Linked DNA regions of Homo sapiens: all the other regions are linked to region 1. Evidence: chromatin loops called from intact Hi-C (ENCODE). Cell type or tissue: dorsolateral prefrontal cortex. All regions are shown on one strand. Each heading gives the region's core, and the rest is flanking DNA. Links, peaks and the distances in the headings are about the cores only. Region 1 has its middle 52 kb from the start of NRAL. Region 2 overlaps HOXD1 (homeobox D1). Region 3 overlaps HOXD3 (homeobox D3). Region 4 overlaps LOC401021 (a long non-coding RNA gene).

The links. Peaks named below come from ENCODE experiments on the same cell type or tissue, not always from the same donor. Only the 100,000 strongest peaks of a DNase experiment are listed, where the experiment ranks them.
Region 2: it touches region 1 in a loop (4-fold over the local background); 3 of 110 quality-filtered maps call a loop at or near these places.
Region 3: a loop joins it to region 1, with 3 times the contacts of the local background. A loop is called at or near these places in 4 of 110 quality-filtered maps.
Region 4: it touches region 1 in a loop (15-fold over the local background); 101 of 110 quality-filtered maps call a loop at or near these places.

Annotation. Positions count from the first base shown.
Region 1 is chr2:176,453,014-176,458,244 of GRCh38, forward strand. No RefSeq gene overlaps it. Among named protein-coding and RNA genes, the nearest start is that of NRAL, 52 kb to the right of the region's middle. RefSeq lists silencers at 1,928-2,222, 2,139-2,188. In dorsolateral prefrontal cortex, for the core only: CTCF peaks have their summits at 2,097 (motif pointing left) and 2,299; a DNase peak (open chromatin) is centred at 2,108; H3K27ac peaks cover 895 bases.
Region 2 is chr2:176,189,742-176,194,972 of GRCh38, forward strand. It overlaps HOXD1 (homeobox D1), which reads left to right. Exons shown (of 2, transcript NM_024501.3): 2 at 67-1,166. The coding sequence ends at 401. Among named protein-coding and RNA genes, the nearest start is that of HAGLR, 3.4 kb to the left of the region's middle. RefSeq lists an enhancer at 2,529-3,069. In dorsolateral prefrontal cortex, for the core only: no CTCF peak of the experiment used is centred there; no DNase peak of the experiment used is centred there; H3K4me3 peaks cover 2,176 bases; H3K27ac peaks cover 1,653 bases; H3K27me3 peaks cover 4,000 bases.
Region 3 is chr2:176,169,093-176,174,133 of GRCh38, forward strand. It overlaps HOXD3 (homeobox D3), which reads left to right. Exons shown (of 4, transcript NM_006898.5): 3 at 1-563; 4 at 2,425-4,006. The coding sequence starts at 23. The coding sequence ends at 3,182. It overlaps HAGLR (HOXD antisense growth-associated long non-coding RNA), which reads right to left. Exons shown (of 3, transcript NR_033979.2): 3 at 4,097-5,041. Among named protein-coding and RNA genes, the nearest start is that of HAGLROS, 6.6 kb to the right of the region's middle. RefSeq lists a silencer at 1,429-1,723 and an enhancer at 2,529-3,139. In dorsolateral prefrontal cortex, for the core only: a CTCF peak has its summit at 2,722; a DNase peak (open chromatin) is centred at 2,769; H3K4me3 peaks cover 1,823 bases; H3K27ac peaks cover 648 bases; H3K27me3 peaks cover 4,000 bases.
Region 4 is chr2:176,137,943-176,143,173 of GRCh38, forward strand. LOC401021 (a long non-coding RNA gene) reads left to right here. Exons shown (of 2, transcript NR_148241.1): 2 at 1,055-2,449. Among named protein-coding and RNA genes, the nearest start is that of HOXD-AS2, 3.5 kb to the left of the region's middle. In dorsolateral prefrontal cortex, for the core only: CTCF peaks have their summits at 2,744 (motif pointing right) and 2,945; DNase peaks (open chromatin) are centred at 2,352, 2,719 and 2,979; H3K4me3 peaks cover 889 bases; H3K27me3 peaks cover 4,000 bases.

The DNA of each region.
Region 1 (5,231 bases), core at 374-4,373:
GCCACTGGCAGCAAAGGCAGCTCACTGTGCTCTTTCACCATTCAACAGCTGCTCCAGGAGAAGGTGTGGTAAGGAGGAGTCAGGCCAGAGGAAGTGAGAAGGAAATGAGAAGAGGTGATGGCATGGGGGTGAGAGATGGAGCAAGGAGAGGGAAGGAGGGGGTCAGGCCTGCTTTCCCCTTCTGTTGCCCTAAGCATGGCCAATCTGTTTCTCCTCTGTGATTTCTTTATCGTCTGGGCTGTCAAGGGTAGAATTTCCAGTTTTCTCTGGCACATATTATAAAGTATTGGGGACAGAGGAGTATTGAACTTGAAGCTCCATAAACCTTGCAAATTTCAGCCCATAACTGATTTTCTAATAGTGCTGTTAATGTTTTTTCCTTTCAAAACCCTCAATCAATGTTGATTACCAAAGGCTTCTGTGTCTCTCCAAAAATAGCTGAACTTGCTTTTTGGGGGAATGTTTGAATAAATATTTGCTCTTATATGATACTATACACTAAGTCTTTAAATAAAACTGGGTTTAAATGAAACCAAAGGGAAGAATCATAACCTTTTACCCTATGCCAGTCACCGTGCTAAGTTTTTTGTGTGCCTTATTTCATTTATCCTCACTTCACCTCTGTGAGGTAGCATCTACTGGTATTATCTCCTGATGGGGAAATGGATATTAGTGTGATTGAGTTGGTTTAGTAAGGCCACACAGATAGTGATGGAAAGAGCTGGAAATATCCTACTTCTGCATAACCAAGTGCTCCCAACCACTTCCCTAAATGAATATAGGTCAATATATATGTGTACATATATCAGTCCTCCTCACCCAGTACCAATTTTTATTGAACATGTACTATGTGCCAAGGACTAGACTAGATACCTTCCAAAGGTCTTCACATTTCATTAAAATAGCCACTCACTAGCTGAGTTTGTATACAACTATTGCCCCTTCTCTACTAAGAGATAACGTAACATGTTGATTTAATACTTGGACTTTGGTTTCAGACAGGCTGGGTTCAAATCTTGACTTGTTTATGTGCTGTTTATTGCATATTCTGGCAAGTTACTTAATTTCTCTGTGCCTCAATTACCTCTCTGTGACAACACATAAGAGTAGTATCCACGTTATGAGGTTTAAAGGACTTAAAATTTCAAGAATGCCTAGAACAGTGACAGATACCACCTAAGTTCTATAGGAGTTTGATTAATAAGTGAACTGGCTTTTAAAACATGGCTCAGGCTGCAAAGAGAATAGGGTGAATAGTGAACTCTTGCTAGAGAATAACTCCTGCAAGAAAGATATTTAAAAGAAAATGAAAAAAAAACTATCAAATTACAAAATCTATCACAAGTTTAAAATGAGAATATTACCCACATGTGTCTACGGAGCTGTGAAGTGTGAGAGTAATGAGCTAAACTGTCTAAGTTTATTCAAAAAACAAAAGTAATAGGTCTCTTAAAATGTTTAAATAACAATGGCTGGTGATACTGGATCTTGGTTTTGAGAGGAGAACACTGTTGTCCACTTCTGAATTATTTGCTTCCAAGATGTTTTTGGATTGTCTAAAACAGGGTTAATTATTTCAGCTAATGAGTGGATTATTTATTATAATTATTTATGCACTGCCAGGGGAACATGAGGTGCTTTCCACACAGGCTTAAGTTGCCAAGGAACACAGTTGACCCTTGAGAAATTAAATAACTGGAGGCCAGTTTTATACTGATACACATATGCATTATTGATGCAGGCTTTTATGAGACAGTCTAGAAATGTCTTGTGCCCTTTGAGTTGATCATGAAAATCAGGCAAGCCTATCTTGAAACTTTTGTGGGCATGTATTCAACCTTCTTCATAATCTATATTTAATTTCCTTGACAGTCATCTTTCCTCAGATTTTGCTTTTAATCCTTGCTATAAGAACCACTACTCATCAAAATGTCCATTTTCATAAGAGGTGGGAGGAAGGCTTCCTAGAGGGGAGTGTCTGCTTTGAAGGAGGAAGCAGAGGGTTAGAGAAATCAAAATATCAATTATCTGTAAGGTCGGCTGCTGCAGAGCAAAGCTATAAAACCGAGAGAGTTTACTGCAAAAGGGTGCCCCCTGCTGGGGACTCTTTGAACTGCACGGTCATCCGTTCTGAAGATTTAGCTCAGCTCAGCCCAGAAACCTAATGCAGCTGCTGGAGAGGGGCCTCCTTCCCCCAGCACACAACTCGTGGTCCCAGACATCTCTCCCAGATGTTTCTTTATGACCCGTCAAAATGTTTGCTAAATATCATCTGTTAATTTCCCAAACATCCTGGCTCTAGTTCTTTTATGTGTAACCTGATTCAAGATCTTAAAATAGCTGACAGCAAAATAAAATATAAAATAAAACATGAAGGTGCATTTGTCCTGAAACATCAACAAAGTGTGCTGTTCAGTAGGATTCCAATCTCAAAGGACATTTATTCATCACGATGGCAGACTGGTCAGGTGTTTGGCGATCATCCCTAGTCTTCAGCTTTTTAATCATGAGATTTTAAAAAATGTCACCATCTGTAGGGAGAGCTATTGGTCTCAACCTCAGTTTGTTGTGGTGGCAGTCACTCTCCACCCTCAGCAAGTACCTCACAGCAGGACTTTGGTGCAATTGTTAAGGAGGTAGCATTGCTGCTGTCAGCCTCTCTTCGTGGATGAGGTCTGGCAATTTCTCCTCTGAGGCTGGTACCAGGCTCCATTTGATGAAAGAATTCACATTCCTCCTAAGGACTGTTTGGATTGTAAGACGGGATTCGTGGATGGAAAAGTGCTTACTGCAAAAGGAGTTTCTAGTGATGAAATACTTTCATCTGGAGAAATGGAAATGGTGGAGCCCACCCATCAAATCACACACCAGGGTTCCTCTACCCCTCAGTGGATAGAGGATCAGTTGCCATGGCAACCAAACCTTCAGCAGTTGCCCTCCAGACAGTGTAGGCTGGTTCTGGCAGGAGGGCTGACGTCAGGAGGTGGGAGGAAGTGGGGAGGAAGTCCACCCTTGAGGCCAGGCTGCTCAGGCCCTTAACACACCCACAAGTCCCCTGGATAGAGGGAAGTAGGTCCAGCTGCAGCTCTGCTCCAGGAAGCTGGGAGCCTGCAGCTGGTCTGGGAACCTTTTGTGCTAAGGGAGGTCTGTGAAGACAAGCAGTCACTGATTATAGGATATTTCATCAGAGCAGCTGCAATTGATCAGCTCCTGAATCAGTGCCTCTCAGAAGGTCCACCCTTAGAAACTTCCCAAGCTGCGTGCGTCACACATTATCTGAAAGGCTCTACTACTGTCACAGTTGTTTTAAAGGGAAAGGCAACCTTAAACAAAAATTTTCCCCTAAGCAGCTGTTAGGATAGGTAACTGATTCTCTGTGTTCCGTAGACTAGCAGCATCATGTCACCTGGGAAACTGATGGAAATGTGCCCCATCCCAGACATACTGAGGAAGAAACTTTAGTATACGGCCCAGGAATCTGTGTTTGTACAAGCTCTCTGGGTTATTCTGATACACACTACAGTTTGAGTACCAAGGAAATGGGTAATAAGTACATAATTTCATTAATACAGGAATATATAATGGAAACGAGTTGGGTGGGGGGGAGGTGAAATGGTGAACCAAACCCTCTCTAACTAAGATGAGGCCACATGTAGGTTCTTCATGCACAGAACCTATTGGTTTCCTCTTCTTCTGGAACCTAGCCCATCTTTAGTGTCCTGTTGAGTCTGGACAGATAGCAGTACTGTCCCCATCTTTGACATCATTCTTATGGAAGACACCAATGTATTCAATGATGATCAGCTTTCTAGTGGAGTTTCCAATAGCCCATTGCAGGGAAACACAGGGACTGCCAAATTGCTCGAGAGCTTTCTAAAGCCATTCACAAGGTATCTCAAACCAGCTACATAAAGGAAAACTTTGGCTTCAGTAACTGTGATAGGCTTCAGAAGATAGTTGTAGGATGAGTGATCACAATGAACTATTATTAAGAGGCTGACAATTTTTTCACAGGGCACTGTGGTGTTTAGAAGGTTGTTTTGATCCTTATCTTTTTAGCCATTCGAAAAGTGCTTGGCCCAGGTCACTCTTAAAAAGGAGGACCTGAGTAACAGCTGCCCTTGATGGAGGGCTTACTATCTACTAAACCAGCACAACAATCCAACTTCTCACTCAGTTCTCACCACATCCCTATAAAGTAGGTGCTTTTAATTTCCCCTATTGAGCAGTGAAAGAAAATGAGCCAGATGAGAAGTAACTTGCCCAAATTCCCAAAGCAAATAAGGGGCCACTCCAGGATTAGAACCCTGAGTAGTCTGACTCCAGAGACCATGGAATTAACCACAACCTCCCTGAAGCCCTAGACCAAAGGCCACCTGCTTTCCAGATCTCTGTAGAAACCACCTCTTCCTCTGTATACCACTCCTAATATTGCCACTGATAATTTGCAGAATTTTACATTGATGATCTCATTTTATATTCACAACAGTCCTATAAAGTAGACAGCTGTATCAAGGTTCCTATGTTACAGATGAGGAAACTGAGGTTCCAACTAGCCCAGCAGCCTGTCTGAAATTATAGTTCATACGAGGCTGAGCCAAGGTTCAGACTTGGAAGCACATTCACTTTTGATACACTCCATTCACTCACTTAGCTCATCATGGCTTGCATCCAAATTATTTATGTTGAAATCTGTGGTTATCAGCTATTGATGGCAGACTTTCTGAGTTAGTAACCACTTTTTTTCTTTTAAATATTCAGGAGATGAGGACTTAGAACTTTTAAAAACTATTACTTATTTTTGTATTACAAAAGTGGTACATGTTTATAATAACATGTCAAACAATTTCAGAAGCCTGTTAACCTTTTTATATTCCCCATAGCACCCAATATGTTGCCCTGGCATAAAGTAGCTTTTTAGTAAATACAATGGATGTAATTAAATATTGAATTGGTTTCTCACACAGGCACTGAGTTTCCAAGTGTTCATTGAACACCAAAAATTGTGCTGGGGGGTTGTGGGGATGCAGCTGTGTCCTCTGTCCTCCCGGAGAACAGGTAATTCAGGTGACATGAATGGGGCAAAGGGGGAAGGGCAGGCCCTGGAGGAGACTGCACTACACAACCAGATTCTGAGATTTCCATAAAGGCTTCCCAAGGAACAATATGAGTGAGTCCACACCTGAGATACATGTCTGAATTCTGCTCGCTTACTCCATGTTATTAATTTA
Region 2 (5,231 bases), core at 404-4,403, 260 kb before region 1:
TCCACTGCTCACCCACATTCTGTCCCCGGCCTCAGGCCTGGCTGACGCCCTGTCTTTACGTTGCAGGCAAACTCGCCGAGTATGGGGCCGCTAGCCCCTCCAGCGCGATCCGCACGAATTTCAGCACCAAGCAACTGACAGAACTGGAAAAAGAGTTTCATTTCAATAAGTACTTAACTCGAGCCCGGCGCATCGAGATAGCCAACTGCTTGCACCTGAATGACACGCAAGTCAAAATCTGGTTCCAGAACCGCAGGATGAAACAGAAGAAAAGGGAACGAGAAGGGCTTCTGGCCACGGCCATTCCTGTGGCTCCCCTCCAACTTCCCCTCTCTGGAACAACCCCCACTAAGTTTATCAAGAACCCCGGCAGCCCTTCTCAGTCCCAAGAGCCTTCGTGAGGCCGGTACTTGGGGCCGAAAAACTGTGGCCTGCAGAAGTCCCAGGCGACCCCCATCCCTATCTAGACTTAGGAGCTCAGTTTGGGATGGAGGTGGGAGAACAAAAATGAATAGGGATTTCACTTGGGAAATGAAGTACTTTAGTTGGCTTCCGAGTTCCAGACTATATGTCCAGATATTAATTGACTGTCTTGTAAGCCACTTGTTTGGTTATGATTTGTGTCTTATCAGGGAAAAGGTGCCCAGCTGCCAGCCCAGCTCCGCTGCTATCTTTGCCTCACTTAGTCATGTGCAATTCGCGTTGCAGAGTGGCAGACCATTAGTTGCTGAGTTCTGTCAGCACTCTGATGTGCTCAGAAGAGCACCTGCCCAAAGTTTTTCTGGTTTTAATTTAAAGGACAAGGCTACATATATTCAGCTTTTTGAGATGACCAAAGCTAGTTAGGGTCTCCTTGATGTAGCTAAGCTGCTTCAGTGATCTTCACATTTGCACTCCAGTTTTTTTTTCTTTAAAAAAGCGGTTTCTACCTCTCTATGTGCCTGAGTGATGATACAATCGCTGTTTAGTTACTAGATGAACAAATCCACAGAATGGGTAAAGAGTAGAATCTGAACTATATCTTGACAAATATTATTCAAACTTGAATGTAAATATATACAGTATGTATATTTTTTAAAAAGATTTGCTTGCAATGACCTTATAAGTGACATTTAATGTCATAGCATGTAAAGGGTTTTTTTTGTAATAAAAATTATAGAATCTGCTGCTCTCTGCTTTTCTTACACTCTTTAATAATGATTCTCTTTCTTTAAAGTTGATTCAGTTTCCTGTATTTGAATTTTCTTGATTCTGCTATGAGAATTTGTTTATGTTGATAACTTTTTTTTTTTTTTGACACGGAGTCTTGCTCTGTTGCCCAGGCTGGAGTGCAGTGGCACAATTCTGGCTCACCACAACCTCTGCCTCCCAGGTTCAAGTGATTCTCCTGCCTCACCATCCCCAGTAGCTGGGATTACAGGCATGAGCCACCATGCCCAGCTAATTTTTTGTATTTTTTTTAGTAGAGACGGGGTTTCACCATGTTGGCCAGGTTGGACTCGAACTCCTGACCTCAGGTGATCCGCCCACCTCGGCCTCACAAAGTGCTAGAATTACAAACGTGAGCCACCACGCCCAGCCGATAACTTTTAAAAATAATACTTCCTACAGGTTGTGTACACACCCAGCAAGTTATGGGCAATTAGTAGTTTAAGAGAGAAAACTACTCTGCCAAATATCCAAGTAACTATGGAAATACTTTCCTTACCTTGAGTGCCCTAATTTTATGGTAGGTGTGTAGTCTGCACATTTAACTCAAGTGTTAGGTGCCTACTGTGGAATGTTGTAAAGCCAAGGAGACACTTCAGGGAGATCTTGTTCTTTTGTCTCCTGTCCTCACAAAAGGAAGAGGAAAGGTGACCTGAAGACTTTGTTTCTTGGTTAGTGTTCCCTGAGAAAGGCAGCTGCACATCAAAAAGTTCTCAGTGGCTGAATTCCCATTTCCAAAGTCAAGAGTTACAAAGGAGGCTGGGAAAGGCTAGTAGTCACAAATTTCTACTTCCTGTAACCCAGACTGAGTATCTGGCGGAGAGAGAGCACAGACAGTGCCTTTCTGATTTCAAAAATGAAATATTTTCAAATGAATACTTTGGAAGAGGTACAAGCACAAAACTTGAAAGTTGACAAGAGAGTATGTGGTTAAAAAAAACCCCAAAACCTATTCTCTAATCTATTTCACCCAAACTCCCATTTCTCATCCCGGGAGGCATTCATAGTTGACCAGAGTTTATGTAAACTTGCAGAAATATGAGAAAAAGATGCAATATAAAGATACAGAATCAAGTGGATACTTGGGACAGTTTTGGGGAGTACGTCCTTATTTTACAACTATATCTTTAAGTTCTTTCTATAGTTCAACAGAAGGGCTAACGGCCCAAATAATTCAGATAAGAACCTCAGCTCTTTTAGCTAGATTTCTAGATTCCAGTATAATGCTTTAAATCTAATTATTCATAAATCTAAGCAACTGTGAAAGATTACCTTTTTTATAAAGCAGCAATATGATTAGTTCTCTTAGAAAATTGGAGTTACACTGAAGTTCTCATTCTTTGCACCTATAGTTGAATGGAGTTGAAGAAATAAAATGATCAGCTCCAACAAACTCAGCTGATTAGAGGGAAAAGATACTGCTTAAAAAGCAGGTCTGTCAATATTATTCTTGTTTCCCCGGCTGCCCTTTAATAACTTGATGCTAATTGAATCTTGTTTGAAACAACAGCCCCCCTCTGAGCTCTACTGCTATTTGAAAGAACTTGTTAAAGGACTTGTGATCTGCTTGCTTACAGCCACCTCTGGGCTTCCCCTGCAGTGGTCTTTGACATGACAATGTTTCCTTTTTGATAAGCATTTAAATGTACACCTAAACAACAACAACAACAAAATACCAACATGCTGGGTCATTTCCTTAATCTACCACCCTTTTCTCTGAGAAAATAAAGCTTTTCCTTCTGAAGCTAGTACTAGCACTTAGCCCTGATGGATGTCTTCCTTGATGAAGGTGGCTATTATGACATTCGTATAATGCTATTCTATGAATCAGGCCAATATTAGCTATTTTTTGCCCAACCCCAGGGATCTTTAAAAGCTTTCTTAATGCAGATCACTGTACAGCTATATTCAGTATTAGGAAGAGTCCTGGCTGGAGATCGGGATGAACTAGGTGACCTCTGGAGGTCCCTCCCAACAATGAAAATGCTACAATTTAATGACTTCTGCATATTTTATTTTAGACCTATCATTTGAAGGGAGTTAGGCTCTAAGAGAAAGCAAATGTGCTGTCTAGGATTACAGTGATACTGTGTTTATACAGGAAAAGAGGATTTTAGACACTATCAAATACATGTTGTCAGTGGAGGTACCTAGGCAATGTGGATCATTTACAGAGCATTCCTTTTCCTATTATTTTGAGCCTTGTGTTATTTTGAGTCAGATCTCCATGAAGTATGAGGTTACTATGTAAACTGCAACTACTCAAACAATCCCGTTTCTATTTTACAAGATTTCAAACTAAATATGCTAATTTACCCTCCAGTGATCTGTTACAAGGATGAATACACAGTGGACAGTTCTGGCTGTTGTATAATTAACTATTCAATGTTCCTTTGTCTTCACATAATGACCATGTGTCTACTTTTCTGGATCAGGATAATTGGGAGTGAGGAAAAGGAAAGCACTTAATAATATATAAAATTCCCATAAGTTGAGTACTAGCAAATGAAGGCTTTGCTGATATAAAAACCTAAAGCAATGTCACCTAGAGTTTCAAAAGATTAATTGTGTGTGATTTATGCTGCCTCAATCTCAAATATGGTGAGGACCAACACCAGAAAAGGCTGTCTGATTATCGTGTCATCCAAAAAAAACAGAAGCAGGCTCAGGAGAGTTGCATTAGCTCTGAAGTTCTTAATTATTCCTTATGGCCAAAGAAATGATCTATATTTGCTGAATATTGAATTTGAAAACCTCAGGATCTAATCAGTTTCCGAGAGTTGTTTAGTCTGACCACAGACCTCTCAACAAGAAAAATGCCCATTGTTAAAACTTTATTTGTGGTTTTAAAGTAAAACCATAGTGGACATATCTCACGAAGATAAATATCCGTCTAAATAGAAACAAAGATGTTCATGGTTTTTACCTCTATCTAATGTTTTCAAGTCATGAACATGCAACAAATCTGCAAAATAACTCTATTTCAACATCTCATTTGTAATTGCTTATTACGTTGTACTTGTTATTCAGAAATAAAATTTCTATAGAAACTGTTTAACTAGATTCAATAATGAACCAAGAGGATGAAAATCCTAAATATTGGTGTGAAAGGAAGGTCTATTACTTAGCTTGTAAAGATTTCAACATAATCTCTTCTCCTTCTAGAAATCTTACTGATGTATTTTGGAAAGAAGGGCCAAAGAGTAGTCATTTGGACTTGTCATAGCTAATAAACTATTACAAGTTTATTAAAACTGACACTTTTGAGGCATTTCTAGAAGGTGCTGGACTCTTCAGCACACTGAATTCTTAGGGATTTTGTAGAGCCTAAGCTTATACAATTTGGGGAAACCTCTTTAAGGAAAAAAATACAAAATTGTTAATACAAAATTCCCAGGATGTGGAATGGTTCAAGTTAGTGAAGTTTACATTTCACTGGGCTCATAGTAAATTCATATCTGCCCCTTCCTTGAAACCATCACTTTTTCTCCACTGCCATCATTGCCTATGAGATAATAGCAATGATCGCTTTTCTCTAACATCTTAGAGCCAGAGTCACTCTTTCTCTTCAAATGCATCAAATAGTGGATAATGGGGACAAGGGCAGGTTGGCACTCTGTTCTACTCTCTTAGCATCTCAATCTCACTGTGCTCTTCTGGGCTACTGGGTGGCTGACTTTAGCCAGTGGCTTTTCCCATTCTACTGCCTTAGAATGGGAACCCTATCTCATCCTAGAGGTCCCCTTCTGTTGTGTTTTCTTCTCAAAGATATAAACAGAAGAGAAAGATATAGCTGGAGACAATGCAGCCACATTGTTAGCGTCTAAACATTTCCTAGGATGGAACCACTGAGGCTGAAGTAAAGGACCCTGAACAAATAACATTATTATTTTTCTTTTCTTAGAAATGGGATCTTGTTTTGTTGCCCAGGCTGGTCTTGAACTCTTGGGCTTAAGTGACCCTCCTGCCTTAGCCTCCCAAGTAGCTGGGAATATAGGCATGCGCTGTCACACCCAGTAAGA
Region 3 (5,041 bases), core at 1,042-5,041, 280 kb before region 1:
GTGAAGGATACAGTGGTAGTCAATGTTATTTGAGCAGGGTCAGCAGGCCCTGGAGCTTCCTGAGTGCACAATGCAGAAGGCTGCTTACTATGAAAACCCAGGACTGTTTGGAGGCTATGGCTACAGCAAAACTACGGACACTTACGGCTACAGCACCCCCCACCAGCCCTACCCACCCCCTGCTGCTGCCAGCTCCCTGGACACTGACTATCCAGGTTCTGCCTGCTCCATCCAGAGCTCTGCCCCTCTGAGAGCCCCAGCCCACAAAGGAGCTGAACTCAATGGCAGCTGCATGCGGCCGGGCACTGGGAACAGCCAGGGTGGGGGTGGTGGCAGCCAGCCTCCTGGTCTGAACTCAGAGCAGCAGCCACCACAACCCCCTCCTCCACCACCGACCCTGCCCCCATCTTCACCCACCAATCCTGGAGGTGGAGTGCCTGCCAAGAAGCCCAAAGGTGGGCCCAATGCTTCTAGCTCCTCAGCCACCATCAGCAAGCAGATCTTCCCCTGGATGAAAGAGTCTCGACAGAACTCCAAGCAGAAGAACAGCTGTGCCACTGCAGGTAGCTCCCTGAGGTGGCCTACTGCCAGACCAAGCCCCCTCCAGATTGACCCAAGGAAGCCTAGTCAGGGCTGGAAATGCAACCTTGGAGGTCATATGTCTAAACTCCTACTCACGTCAAAATGTTCTTTTTTTTAGTGTTCCTGATTGGGGTCATGACCTTGCAGTGACAGGGTGCTCCCTTCCATTCCAGGCTGCTGGTGCTGTTGCTGGACAGGTCTTATAGCTATTAATAGAGAGTGCTTCCTTATATGGGCATATCTGTTTTCCTGGGCTGCTAATTATAACTCCATTCCCTCTTCCACCCAACAGCTCTTCAAGATTTGAAGATAGGTATTACAATCCCCAAGCCTAGGTGATTATATAGCCCATATCACACGAATCTCATTCCCTTAAACTCATAAAAACTAAAGTCTTAGAAAGTACCATACTAAGTACTTTCTAAGCATTATCTAATTTAATTTTTCAAAGAACCTTTTGAGGTAGGTATATGATAACATCCCCATTTTACAGATAAGAAAACTGTTAGAGAGGATAGGCAACTTGCCCAAGATTCTGAAACTGCAAAGTGGTGGATTTGAATCCAGTCAGTCTGGCTTTAGGGGCTGCTAAGCATAACCATGAGTCTCTATTTGGCCCACCTCAGCCCAATTCTCCCACTCCAGCAAATCCATAATGGGGAGGTGCCTGTCCTAGTAGGAGAGGATATTCTGGGAGACAGTAACAGCCTTGGATTTCTCTAACTGGAAGGGGAGCCCCTCCAGTTGGGGCCTTCTCTAGGTCCACCCAGGGCATGTAGAAGATAGGCATGGCCAGGAACTCTGAGGGCTGTTCCTTCTCTCTGCTTAGACTGCTTGGTTCCTGAAATTTTCTGACCTTGTGGTATCTGATGTGGTTTATCTTCAGGTAGATGAACTTGCTTCCAGGTCCAGGGCAAGTTTGGGGCCTGGGGTGTGGCTTGCTATCAGGGATCTGGTTTGCCTGATGTTTTCTGGGGCTGCTGCTCCTAGGGAGAGGGTATTATCCTGCCTGCAACCTCCTTTTCCTGCCCCTCCTTCCTCAGCTGCAGGCTCAGGCCCTCCCTCCCAGGAGAAATCCATTTGTCTTCCCTGGGAGGGAGTGGACAAGCAGCTGAGAGGTGGCAGGGTAGTAAAAGCCAGTGTTGAGGCTGCTGCTCCTAGCACTGTGAATACTCAAAATGCTTCCAGCCTGGCCTTGGACTCCCTAAAATACCCAGGCAGTGTTTTTTTTTGTTTGTTTGTTTGGTTGGTTTTTTTTTATTTTTTATTTTTTGGTTTGTCACCTCCCTGGCTTTGAGTGCAGTTGGGCTGCAGTGGGGCGCCAAGATCTCCATCCCCATACTTTGCTGGGGGTTGGTGGGGGGCTTTGCCCAGAGGCCAGCTCCTAAGCAAGGCAGGCTGGAGCTATTTCCTCTTCCTTTCCTTCTCCATACCCCACCCCTGGCAGCAGAGGCTGGGAGGAGTGTTCAAAGGAGTCTGGCCCTTCTTTGACAGAGGGAGGCCTTACCAGCTGCTCCTGGTCTCTCATTAAACTCTTTCATGGCCTTTGGGTGGGTATGGGATGATGGACTAGGCTGCAGGGGAGAGGGTGGGCAGAGTGAACTGGATCTCAGAAGGCTGATGGAGGTTTCAGGTGCGACTGATAGGTAGGCCTAGTAGGGGGTTGGTAGGTAGGTGAATTCCCCCTTGGAATCATACCTCTCAAACGGCCCTTCCCCTCCCCAGCCAGGATTGGAGGTGGGGGGAGGGAGGAGGAAAAGAGAACCAGGGAAGCACCCCTCTCCAGTCCTGAGGGTCCCCACCCACTCGCTCAGCGCCCTCCCTCTCTCCCTCCCTGCCCAGGAGAGAGCTGCGAGGACAAGAGCCCGCCAGGCCCAGCATCCAAGCGGGTACGCACGGCATACACGAGCGCGCAGCTGGTGGAATTGGAAAAGGAATTCCACTTCAACCGCTACTTGTGCCGGCCGCGCCGCGTGGAGATGGCCAACCTGCTGAATCTCACGGAACGCCAGATCAAGATCTGGTTCCAGAACCGGCGCATGAAGTACAAGAAGGACCAGAAGGCCAAGGGCATCCTGCACTCGCCGGCTAGCCAGTCCCCTGAGCGCAGCCCACCGCTCGGCGGCGCCGCTGGCCACGTGGCCTACTCCGGCCAGCTGCCGCCAGTGCCCGGCCTGGCCTACGACGCGCCCTCGCCGCCTGCTTTCGCCAAATCACAGCCCAATATGTACGGCCTGGCCGCCTACACGGCGCCACTCAGCAGCTGCCTGCCACAACAGAAGCGCTACGCAGCGCCGGAGTTCGAGCCCCATCCCATGGCGAGCAACGGCGGCGGCTTCGCCAGCGCCAACTTGCAGGGCAGCCCGGTGTACGTGGGCGGCAACTTCGTCGAGTCCATGGCGCCCGCGTCCGGGCCTGTCTTCAACCTGGGCCACCTCTCGCACCCGTCGTCGGCCAGCGTGGACTACAGTTGCGCCGCGCAGATTCCAGGCAACCACCACCATGGACCTTGCGACCCTCATCCCACCTACACAGATCTCTCGGCCCACCACTCGTCTCAGGGACGACTGCCGGAGGCTCCCAAACTGACGCATCTGTAGCGGCCGCCGCCAGCCCGAACTCGCGGCAAAATTACCTCTCTTGCTGTAGTGGTGGGGTAGAGGGTGGGGCCCGCGGGGCAGTTCGGGAACCCCCTTCCCCGCTCTTGCCCTGCCGCCGCCTCCCGGGTCTCAGGCCTCCAGCGGCGGAGGCGCAGGCGACCGGGCCTCCCCTCCATGGGCGTCCTTTGGGTGACTCGCCATAAATCAGCCGCAAGGATCCTTCCCTGTAAATTTGACAGTGCCACATACTGCGGACCAAGGGACTCCAATCTGGTAATGGTGTCCCAAAGGTAAGTCTGAGACCCATCAGCGGCGCGCCCTGCAGAGGGACCAGAGCTTGGAGAGTCTTGGGCCTGGCCCGCGTCTAGCTTAGTTTCAGAGACCTTAATTTATATTCTCCTTCCTGTGCCGTAAGGATTGCATCGGACTAAACTATCTGTATTTATTATTTGAAGCGAGTCATTTCGTTCCCTGATTATTTATCCTTGTCTGAATGTATTTATGTGTATATTTGTAGATTTATCCAGCCGAGCTTAGGAATTCGCTTCCAGGCCGTGGGGGCCACATTTCACCTCCTTAGTCCCCCTGGTCTGAACTAGTTGAGAGAGTAGTTTTGAACAGTCGTAACCGTGGCTGGTGTTTGTAGTTGACATAAAGGATTAAGACCGCAAATTGTCCTTCATGGGTAGAGTCAGGAAGCCCGGTGGCGTGGCACAACACACTTTGGTCATTTCTCAAAAACCACAGTCCTCACCACAGTTTATTGATTTCAAATTGTCTGGTACTATTGGAACAAATATTTAGAATAAAAAAATTTCCCAGTCGGAACTGTATCTGTGTTAATCATGCACACTTGCAAGCAGATCACTATGCCTTTATCTCGCACAATCCCCATGGAAGGCCCCGAAACAGACTGACACTTTGAAAAAAATATTTTATTTATTTGGAGTCTAGTGCATAAATTGGTTCTCGGGATACTTGATTACTTTCCAGCTATTGAAATTAGGGGAGGGGGAAATGAGGATGCAAACCTAAGAAGGTTCTGGGCGGGATGATTTGGGCAGGGCTTTTTGAAAGCAGCGCCTGCTTTGCTGTTTTTACTGCCTTCTTTCTAGACACAATCGACTTTTACACTGGGGAGACCAGAGCTCACTTTTCTGCATTAAGTAACAAAAAATAAACTTTGAAAGAAAACTGACAATCAAAGAAAAAACACAAGAGAAGTTGTAAGAAGAATTGAGCTATGAAAAAGCTAAGGTGTAGAAAAAGAAACCATCATTTGGAGACGCGTACCTAAGCTTTTTCTCTAGGAAATGCTGTCATGAATTCTTCCTTTGTAGTGATCATTAGTTCATTTCTAAAGAAAACAAACATTCCCCAAGATGTAAAGTAATAATATTTCATTAATGAAACATAACAAGTATAAACACCTTGTTTACTCCTGTTTCTTATACAAAATGGGCAAAAATGTCTTCAAGGATTTATAACCATTTTGTAAATATTAATGTGGCTTCTGCTAGGGGTGGACAACTTCCCGGCTTCTATGGGAGGGGCCACTTAGAAAACGCCTTCAGATAAGGTTCAATTCTTTTGTATTTCAGCAAAGTCAGCCCACGCATCTCTATTTGGTTTGACAAATAATGCAACTCCTACTACATCCCCGATGACACGAAGTGAAATTCCTATTGTGTGGAAATAATTTAACTTCTAATCTTCTGGTGGAACAACAATCGTTTCTATTTGGATGTTTGTATTTCACTAAGTAATGATGGCTCAAAATAATATTTAGTTTCCTTGTTCCTTTGTGCTGTTTTTAAAATGGCATGTTAGATTTGGGGGTGGGAGGGGATATCCTTTTG
Region 4 (5,231 bases), core at 451-4,450, 310 kb before region 1:
TATGCATAAAAGAAAATCCTTTGCAGAAGAAAAAAAGCTATTTTCTCCCACTGATTTTGAATGGCACTTGCGGATGCAGTTCGCAAATCCTATTGCCTATTCCCTCATGAACATTGTGAAATGAAACCTTTGGACAGTCTGCCGCATTGCGCATGAGACTGCCTGCGCAAGGCAAGGGTATGGTTCCCAAAGCACCCAGTGGTAAATCCTAACTTATTATTCCCTTAAAATTCCAATGTAACAACGTGGGCCATAAAAGAGTTTCTGAACAAAACATGTCATCTTTGTGGAAAGGTGTTTTTCGTAATTAATGATGGAATCATGCTCATTTCAAAATGGAGGTCCACGATTTGTGGCCAGCTGATGCCTGCAAATTATCCTGGATCACTAACTCTGATCACTTACAAATAAGAAACTTGAGTGATTGTTATTTTATTTGGAGTGTTTGTATTTTGTAATTATTTCTCTACTACAGTACAATGACCTTTGAGGTCATTCTTTGATCGGGGTAAAAAACATTCCCCATTGAAAAGCAGGCACCTGGATAGTGGCTTCTAGGCCCTGCCAGGTAGATTCGGAGCAGGAAGAGTCCCTAGGTCGGATGGTACCCGGGTGGGTGTGGGGGTGTGGCCCTGATGGCCAAGCTCTATGTTCAGAGCTTCAGTGCTTTTCCCTGGTTCTGTAGCACAGCGCGCTTGAGTGACTAAAAACCTGGGTTGGGTGCAGGTCCGATTACGCAGCAGAGGTTGATGTCATGGGCAGATTTGGAAGACTTGAGGGGTTCTTTGTAAGCCCCGTGGTAGCATTAATTCTTATTGGAACGAAATGGTCGATTGCATCTAAGGGAAATAATCCACAAATCACAGGAACTCTCGGGCCATTAGTCCACAAGAAAACTAGTTCGTGCTGTTGCCACTACCGGAAATAACCCCATTGTTTCTGTTAACCTAACCAAAAAATGAAACGAAATTTTAAAACGCTGGGACCCTGAGAGCTGAGAAGCCCAGAAGTATAACTCCCAGTGTCCTTGGCCCAAACCTCTGTTCTCTCATAGATCAGGGAGCCGATAGCATGTCCGGGCCTTGGTGACGACGGGTCAGGCCATGAACTGGGCTTGAGATCTCTGGCGAGGACCAGGAGAAAGACGAAGCTCGAAATTATAAATGTGGCCAAGCACGAGAGCTGAAAACAAAGCGTATTTTCCCGTCAGATGTTTCTACAAATAAATTTCGCCAGAGTTCTGTTTTCTGAATCAGAGAGGCAAGGGAAATCGAACAAAGACAGTATTTCACCCTGGGCTGGCAGGCAGCTGTTAGAGGTATTTACGGCCTTGCCGCAGTGCGGCGGCCAGGCAGCCGGGTAGGGTATGCGGGGGCACCGGAAGCTGGGGAGAAGCCATGAAGAACTCAGAATTTCAACTTAAATTCAATTTAGGGTCACGTTTTCGGAAATGGCGTGAACAGATGCCCTCTTTCTAGGGACTGGTCCTTTAGACTTGATAGTTTTGCAGAATGAGGGAGAAGTTGTGCTCTCTGGATGTAGGATGGTTTTCCCCGCCTTGAAGAACGACTCAAAGGGAAGCGGTGCCCAAGATGTGACATTTCTGATCCACATAACAACCTTCAGAGTGTTCATTGGCAACGAGGAGATGCTGCTTGTTCGGCGGAATAGGGTTTGCAAATCAGAAAGGACAGTTGAAGCTTTTAATACATGTTTTCCTGAAAAAGAAAAGTGTGTTTCCTGCTTCTTGAGATGAGGTTCCCAAGCTCCTCTGCATCCAGGCGTAGAAGCAGTGCGCGGTACCTTATCCGCACTGCGCGGTGCAAGCCGGCCGCACAGCTCACGGTCCCGCAGCGCCCGCCACACACCCGCGCCAGAGGTCCAGCGCATGTGCAGTGAAATGGCCTAGCCCGGGAATTCGATCGGCAAAGCACGGGTGTGGGGGCGGGGGGGTGGGGGGGGGCGAGTGGACTCGAGCAGGAAGATACACCCGATCTTTCCATTCTCCCTCCGTCAAGGCTCGCTACTCATCTTGCCTTTATCTCAGCCTTCCCTGTATAGCTGAACAGTTCTACCTTTGGCTACATTTCCAATCATTATGACTTATCACCTCACCCCAGTTTAAATCTGTACGCTAGACATAGGCTGAAAATACGAGACGAGGGCCAAAGGAAACACTCTTCTTTCCAGTTTATATATATATATAGCATATATTTGCCCCTCGGGGAAGGCTGTAGATTTTTTTTTTTCAGCCTGCTGCTACTACTTTGGGAAAAGGCCTTTTCTCCTGGCGCCTGTTCAAACCGCCACACTTCAGGCCAATCCTTCGGCCTGACCATTCCCGGATCTTGTTATGCCAGCACAGCACATTCGAGGGCTCTGGGGGGCAGCAGCTCGGCGAAGAGCAGTCAAATAAATAAATAAATAAACAAATAAATGAACGGACATATAAGGGCTTTTCCCGCCTGGGTTCGCTTAAATAATGGGGGACAAGCGCCTCTGGGCCACGAGCTTGTTGTTTGTCCTGGGATGGGGGGTAGGGGATGAGAGGTGGCCTCAGGTCCCTCTTGCTCCTTCCAGCCGCCCCAGGGGACACTGTAGAACCAGCCTCTGGTGCGGGGAGACCTCCGCCTGCCGGAGGAAGTCCCAGCCTCAGGTTTCCGGGGCTGGTGGTCTCCCTGCTCTGCTGTCTGGCGCCTCGTCCAGGAGGAGGCGCTGTAGGACAAGCGTCTCGCCGGCTGCGGCGGGCCGGGGAGGGCGGGAGCGGAGGGATCGGTACCCGCTCCTCCCTTCCCGCGCACTCTACCTCCGCGCGCCAAGTGTGTGGGGCCTCGAACAAGGGTCGACGGTGCTGCGCCCCGTCCCCCAAGGGGTTCCTTTCCCCAGACTGGCAGTGGAAGCAGCTCCGAGGCCTGGGAGCCTAGGGCCGTTCCGGGTTGGCGGGCCACCTCGCTTTCTCCGCGCTCCCGGAGGGGGCGCGATTTCCTCGTGCTGCGCTTGTAGGAGCAGCAACTTGAATCCTGTGTGGGGCAAGCTGGGCCCAATCCGCGGATCCCAACCAGCCCCTCCCGCTGGGCCGTGGGTCTCGTCATTTACCTTGCCCAGGATTCCTGGTACCCAGAATGGACAGCCTTGAAAAGCACATCCTTTAGTGCCTCCTCCAACAGGCTGATGGGCCTTGCCCTTGCTCACTTAGAACAGGACCTGGGTCCTGGGACTCCCTGGAGACTCAGAGCTTGGGTAAATCCCATTTGCTCTGCAGCTCAAGAGAACTAGCCAGATGCGCATGTCTACTCCACACCACCCAACCACTCTTCTATCACCACTTCGCTCATTTCAGGCCTTTTGTGGGCTCCACTGGGCACTCCTCGCACCAGGTTCAAGAGCCAGCGACACCTTACTTAAATAATGCTCTGACCCAATCCCACTGATCCTCCGTTATCTCTTGGCAATGCAGTCTTTTGTCCCCCTCTCCCCACCGCCTTCTCTAGGGTAATGATTCTCAGTGAAGACCTGCATCAAATCTCTTGTTTATAATGCAGGTTTCTGGGTCCTATCCCAGACCTACTGAATCAGAATATCCAGATATGGTACCCAGAGACCTGCATTTTGTAAACACTCCTCCGCCCAGGGCACTTGGGCTGCATACTTATGTTTGAGAACCACTGGTCAATTATCTCTCCTGCTCCTTTTATGATCCTTTGTTCTCCAAAGATCAAGTTCCCTCTAACCCTACAACTAAGCATCCCCCAGAGCTCTTAGGGTTCCATCCAGGGTTGTGGTTTTTAAGGTCACCACCCTATAGACTGAATACTTACATTTTAGGGAAGAGGCCGTGGATCCCTTAACTTTTGGCTTACAGATTTCAAAGACAGCAGGTTGTGGGTTCAGACTGCCATGGTACCACTTACCTATTGCGTGACCTTAGGCGAGTACTGCAACTCTCTAGACCTGTTAATTTCTTTGAAAAGGAGGGATAAGAGTACCTTCAAGGGTTGCTATGAGAATTTTTACTTACTTGCAATTCTATATGTCAGGCACTATTCTAACTGCTTTATGTACCTTTAACTCACTGGTTAAGTACTTAAACCAGTGTTTTGCCACATACCAAGTATTCAATACATACATGTTTCTTATTATCCCCCTTTTGCTGAGTAATCAGGCCTAGACTTTTAGAGCAAAAGACCCCTGGTTCACTCACCAAATTTTTGAATTCTATGGAGGAGAAGACAGGCTTGAACACACAGGAAGTAGCAGACTCAGGAGAACATAGTTCCGTGACTTAACCTATTGCTGTTGTGGGCCACATAGTCCTGGCCCATTGGGTCTCAGTGTCTGGCACCTAAATGTATCAGGGTTACACCAGGCAGAAAGTGGCCCTAACTCCTCAGTGGGCAGGTATCAGGTAGGGGAGGCCTCACATTCACACAGGCACATCTTCGACTCCCACAGATGGCTTCAGGTCTTTCCTGAGAGCAGGCCCATTTATCCAGCTCCTGCAATCACCTTCTCCATCACCACCCTGTCCTGTCAGTCACACCCACTGGGCTGGTTGTTCCTCTTGTTATTCTATAGCCCCAGGGCAAGGACCCTCCTTAGTCTTTTAAAATCTAGGGCAGGGTAGGAAAGCAAAAGACCAACAACAGCCAAGGAAGCCGAGGAGCCCCACCTCCACTCCCCCCAACCCTTCTCACCCCTTTAACTGCTTGTGCCCCAGGATCTGGGTTCCAGGGCAGCAGCTGAGCCTCTGCCCCCAACATGTGTGGGGGTTGTAGCCAGAAAGGGTATTTTTATAACTCTTCATAAAAGATGTACGGAATTTAAAAGAATTGGAAGGGTCAATGGAGAATTGAGGGATAAGTCCTCACCCTTAGTTCTGGGTCCATGACTTCTGGCTACAGACTTTTTTCATGAGAGACTTAGTAGCTCTTGGCCAAGCTGCTTTGCTTGGCTTAACCAGGAAGTCCTCCTGGGTCAGATTTTCCCTCAAAACGTACAGTTTCTTCTGCTACCAACCTTGTCAGGCAGTGTTCTGCCTACAGCCTAGGGCAGCACCTCCTGTTCCAACAAATCTTGGTTCTCCTAGTACTTAGGTAGCCACCTTAGCCTCTTCTGCCCTTCTTGGGACCACTGGAGCCTTATTTCTAGCCTCCGCTCTGCTCTCAAACATCTTGCTCCAAGCCCCCTCCCCTTTTGTTTTGGTCTCTTCTCTCACTATTGGCCTTTTTGTC